Regions from separate parts of the Homo sapiens genome. Here region 2 is linked to region 1. Evidence: chromatin contacts called from ENCODE POLR2A ChIA-PET data. All regions are on one chromosome and are shown on one strand. Each heading gives the region's core, a stretch centred on a gene start or an enhancer-like site at or near the end of the contact. The rest is flanking DNA. Distances are from core to core; before and after follow the strand shown.

The links. ChIA-PET counts read pairs that join two places held with the same protein, here RNA polymerase II (POLR2A).
Region 2: POLR2A ChIA-PET joins it to region 1 with 10 read pairs in A673. The contact joins two enhancer-like sites. POLR2A ChIA-PET finds 5 or more read pairs at or near these places in 3 of 52 experiments (A549, A673 and GM10248).

Annotation. Positions count from the first base shown.
Region 1 is chr1:207,860,488-207,863,187 of GRCh38, reverse strand. No RefSeq gene overlaps it. Among named protein-coding and RNA genes, the nearest start is that of MIR29B2CHG, 39 kb to the right of the region's middle. Within about 2 kb of position 1,252, at least 8 of the 41 ENCODE cell types and tissues checked have a DNase peak (open chromatin) inside an H3K27ac peak, as active enhancers do.
Region 2 is chr1:208,130,994-208,133,698 of GRCh38, reverse strand. All of the region lies in intron 4 of PLXNA2 (plexin A2), which reads left to right. LOC124904500 (a long non-coding RNA gene) reads right to left here. Exons shown (of 2, transcript XR_007066851.1): 2 at 1-2,705. Among named protein-coding and RNA genes, the nearest start is that of PLXNA2, 110 kb to the left of the region's middle. Within about 2 kb of position 1,323, at least 11 of the 41 ENCODE cell types and tissues checked have a DNase peak (open chromatin) inside an H3K27ac peak, as active enhancers do.

The DNA.
Region 1 (2,700 bases), core at 3-2,502:
AGAATTGTGAAGAACTAACCAGCGGCAGAGAAGGGAAGAGTGGAAGGAGAGTAGGAGCCATTGTGAGAGGAAACATGGAGACCTCTTCAGGCCTAGGATGAAAGCAGAAATGACACAAGTGAGTCTCAGATGAACATGATGGCAGGGATAAAGAAAAGATGGGACTCTCAGCTCTGTTCTGCTGGTCTCCTCAGAAACCACTGTGTCCATGTATGACTAAAAATGCCTCTCAGTTATTTTCCAACAGTGCGGCAAATGCGAGGAAATTAACTATGGTTTGACATTATGGTTAGTCTTTTTTTTTTTTTTCAAATTTGTCAATGGAAATTTTCACAGGTACACAAAGATAGAGTTAGCGTAATACACCTCAATGTTCCCATCCCCCAGTTTTTCGACTTGTAATCAACACATGGCTTTTCTCATTTCTTTTATACCTTCACCCACCTTTTTCTTACTCCCTTCTTGGATTATTTTACAGCAAGACCTAGATCCTGTATTATTTTATCTATAAATACTTTTTAATATATCTCTAAATGATAATACCTTTTAAAAACTTAACCCTAGTGGTATTATTACACCTTGAAAAAGCACAGTCATCCCTAAATATCTCCTGTCATCCAAATATCCAAATGGTGTTTAACTTTCCTTCGATGTCTCAATTTCTTTCTTTCTTTCTTTTTTTTTTTTTTTTTTGAAAACAGCCAGTTGGTTTGAGTCAGGCTCCAAACAAGATCCTCATGTTTCATTTAGTTGATGACAAATCTTCAAGGCTCTGTTAATAAAGATTATGGTCATTCTTAAAAGAATTTATGTTTTGCAATTCTACCTTTTAGATTTACTTAGCTACCCACGATTCTTCCCAGTCAGCTGCCATCAACAGCTTCCTGAGTTTTGTTAGATGATTTTTATGATTTTGAGCATTTTTTCATGATCCCTCTTGCCTTTATGGTTTAATGTAGCTAGTCATTTTTCCCTTCCTTCAGTAGATGTTTCTTGGGAGCCTGCTCTGTTTCAGGAGCTGTACTGGACACTGGGCCTACACCTGTGAAAAGGACAGACAGGGCCCAACTCCTGGAGCTTACAGTTTGACCACAGGAGAGCTGCTGCTTGGCAGTTTTCCCCGTGCGTTCACCCCAGCTGAGCAGTGTGACCACAACCGTCACTTCTGTGCAGGCAGACCTGCCACGTTTTTATAGCTTGGTGTTCATGCTCTCATGCTGTCATTTTATGTGGTTGACAAAGGTGCGCCTAGAATGTTCAAGAAGCCAGGCATGGCTTCTGTGGCAGGCCTGTGTCTCATAGCCACACGACCCGGCATTCTAACTGTGGTGCTGCTTGGGCCTTGTGTGTATCCATGTAACACTTTTGGGCTTGAGTGTGGATAGCTCTGAAAGTTAAAATGGAGAGCTTCCTGAATTGGTGGATTGTGGAGAGGCTAAATGAACACGTTTAAAGAGGGGGGCTCTGAATTGTTACAGGGCTTGGCAAAAGCCAAGTGTTGCTAATATGTTTGAGCAAATTGGATGTTTCTGTGGCTTTGTGGACTTCAGGTTGGTTTGGGGCTTTTGCCTGTTCCAGTTAGGCTACCTGCCAGCCTTTCAGATGACAGGCCCACTTTCTTGATTTGCTGTTCGTTGTGTATTGGTTAGCCAGTCTGCCTCAGTAGCTAAATATGATGATACAATTCAGGCCTGTCTTGCTGATAAAACTTTTAACTGATTTACATTTCTTTATGTAAGTAAATAATCAGACTCTGACTCCTGTGATGCTCTGATTTTGAGAATGGTCCATGATTCTTCTTATATTTTTGCATTTTCAGTTCAAATGCAACTGTATTGTAGTTACTGGATTATAGTGTCTGAGCCTTTAAAAAAATCTTAGTTAATAAAAGTATATTTTCAGATATAAAACCTAGTATCCTTATGATACATATCTCCTTGTCACTGAAGGCATGTTCAGCCTCTGATGATATGTTTTGTTTTCTTTCAGTTAAGTGGTCTTTAATCGTTTTGATTGTGTGCCCATATCAGTTAAAACTTTTGAGCAATTCCCCTTGTTTGTGTGTGTATTTATAATTTATAAAAAGTAGTGCTGTGCTAAAATACATTATAGTATTATAAAACACAAAACAAAAGACTTCAAATGGCTAGGATATATTGTATTCCCTACCTTCTTCCTAAATGAACTCTTCATGGTTCTGTCCGAGGGCAGCCTTCTACTTTGCCCTAAATTTCAGTTACTCTCACATATTCGACATTGCCCCAGCCTGTCCCCTCCTCCTTGCATCACCACTTTTTCCCCCTGCTCGATCGTTTCCAAAGGCTTTCTCATCTTCAAAAAGTCTTCTTTGGTCACCTCTCCCAGCTACTGCCCCATCATCTGTCCCTCCATATTTTCAGTCCTTGCTGTGTTCACATCCTCTCTTGACTCACACCACTCTGATGAAAGTGCTCCTGGCAAGGTCCATGGTAACTCCCATGATCCTGACTCTAGTGGTCACTTCTTCATCTTCCTCACAGGAGCTCTTCAGTTTGGCACCGCTGATCATACCCTTTTCCTTGACGCTGTTTCTTCACTTGGCTTCCAGGGTGTGTATTTCTGGCTTTCCATCTGCCTAATTGGCCATTCCTTCTCGGCTTCTCATCTCCCTGACCTCTAAACATTAAAGGCCCTGGGCACCTCCTCTCTATCTTCTCTCAT
Region 2 (2,705 bases), core at 74-2,573, 270 kb before region 1:
AGCAACATTAAAACAACCTAGGCCCAAGAGAGTTCCTGAAGATGTTCCGAAGGGTCAAATTAAAATAGGGAAAGATTTGCATATTGTTTGCATATGCAGACTCATTCATTCAATAGACCATTAAGTGTTGACCATGTATAATGCATAGAGCTGTCCACTGACAAGTCATTTGCATATGTAGATATAGATAGGGCTGTCTTTCTAAGTAATATTCCAGCAAAAGTCTCCTTCTAAATAGGGCTGCCAGGAAGATAAGTACCTTCTTGATTTCTTTTTGCTGTTTTCAATGCAACAATAGCACTATTACGTATGCTTTTGTATAGCAAAAAATAAAATAGAATCCCTGCCCTCAAGGTGGTCAAATTCTGGAGAAGCGCAATGATGTATAGATAAATCACAAGATAAGGTTATTTATTTGTACATCAGAGCAATGCTGTAGAAGAGATGTACTATGTATTCAATGATTAAAGTAACTCATAAACGCATACCACCAGGAAGGGACCTGTCCTGGTTCCCTCCCTAATTGGGGTCACTCGGGGGACTCACCCTCTCCCTAACACAAGAATCCAGAGCTGGTTTATCCAGAGATTCTCTAGTGAAGAGCAGCCCTTTATTTTACAGAAGAGGAGATGAGAGGTCTGAGGGGGCAGTGACTCCGGAGAAGAAAGGGTATACCAAGCCGAATGTGGAGAAGCAGACAATGATTGACTATCAGTAGTTTCCTGACAGCCATGGGGAGCAGCCAGCCTGGGTTCAAGCCCTGGCTCTACTGCTTACTGCCATGTGACCTTGGGCAAGTTGCTTCACCTTTCTGTGCTTCAGTTACCTCACCTGTAAAATGGGCATAATTATGGCATCTGTTTGAAGATTAAATTAATTAATGCATAAAAAGCACTCTGAAAAGTACCAGGAACCTACTACCCGCTTAGTAAATGGTAGTAGTAGTAATTATATTTTTACAGTTGTGCCCCCATACATCATCATCAGGCCAAGCCCTGCAGGTCATGCTTTGCAAACAGCCACACCTAAAAAAAGCTTAACCACCCTGCCTTGCCTCTCAGCCCTACCTTATTTAAGCTGTGTTGAAATCTAACTAATATTTTTGCCGTGTTTTTCTTATTTTAGTTTACAAACATGGCCTCAGCTAATACACCAGTCCTATGAGATAAGTATTATTGTCCTTGCCTTTTTTTAACAGATAACAAAACTGAAATTCAAACTGACTAAGTAATTTGCCCAGGGCCACCAAGCTGTCCAACAGCAGGGCTGGGACTCCACCCCACACCTCTGAAGCCAAATCCACACCTCTTCAGCTTCCTGAGACAGCGCCCCCTGGCTGCCCTGTGGCTGCAGAAGGCTCCTCCCCTCCTGCTCTCCCCACACCCGGCTCCCAGTTAGGAAAAGGGTTCAGAGGCGGCTTTCTGGGCTCCAGGAGGCCAGCACAGACTCAGTAACTCCTCATTTGACACCTTCAAGGAGATTGGAGTAGTGCACTGTTTAGTTTAAAAAACCAATAAAGGAAAGCAAGCACTGCCCCGGGCCCTACATGGACAGTCAGGGGAAATGCCTCTGCAGGTGGTCAGAATGCAGGGAGAAAAAGCACCTCGCCCCAGGAAGTTACCGCGGAGTTTCTCCTGCGCAGCCAGCCAAGCGCCTCACGAGCATGATCTCCCCTCTTCACAAGAACCTGGGAAGACAGGTATTATCTCCCCCGTTTGACAAATGAGGAAGGCCAGGTGCAGCAATGTTGAGGGATCTGAGCTAGGTGTGTCTATGACTTTTAGGAGGCATAGCCGGGAGTGAGGAGCCTGTCTGTGTGGCTGCAAAGCTCCTGGACTGCTCGCCCTCCCCTAGCACCAGGAGAGCCCATGCAGAGACCCCAGCGGGAGACATCATGACTCCTCTGCATATTTTCTTACCCCCATCCAAAGCTCGTCGGTCTGGCAAAGGAAAAACCTTTTCAAGGAGGGCAGCTGCAGAACACATGTGAGGCATTGAAGCCCCGATTCAGCTTCTCTGGTGCTGTTTCAAGTGTGAACCATGCAAACCCATATCAGCTCAATCCCTGGCCCTAAGTAAGAGGTTCTCAGACTCAAGAAAGCCTCCTGTGTTCCCCATCTTAAGTCTTATCCAGCCAGACACAGGGGGCCCCGGAATGACACCCCAGAGCTCTGCAGCCTGCTTTTCAGCTCCTTCCAGGAGCGCTCCCTTGTGTTCCCTGCGTTGAGTTTCAGTAATTGAATGTGTTTTATTTAGACCATAACATTTAGTGCCACTTTGGATTTCCAATTAGGCTTCAATCAGATGCCGAGAGTCTGATTCGTTTTGTTGTTTTGATCAACACGAAAGATGGCAACATCAGAGGAGCCGTCATGAAAAGTTACTGCCATCCACTGATGACTAGGACGGTTTCTGTAGTGTGAAGATGCAGGTTCAGAGGTGTCGAGAGCGGCACCATGCATCAGGAAGAGGGGCAGAGGCAAAGGGGAAGTCAGTGAACCCCTGGAGACAAGCGCAATTGGAAGTCCTGGGGTGCGTGGCCGGGACTTGGCAAGGTCCCTCTGTATGTGGGCCAGGGCTCTGGGTGCCCCTGAGGGAGGGGAAAGGTGTTGGTCTCCACCCCAGCAGATTTCTCATACAAATGGTTCAGGCTTGAACAGCTCCTCTCAGGCCTTTTATCCAGGGACATCTTTGTGAACACAGGG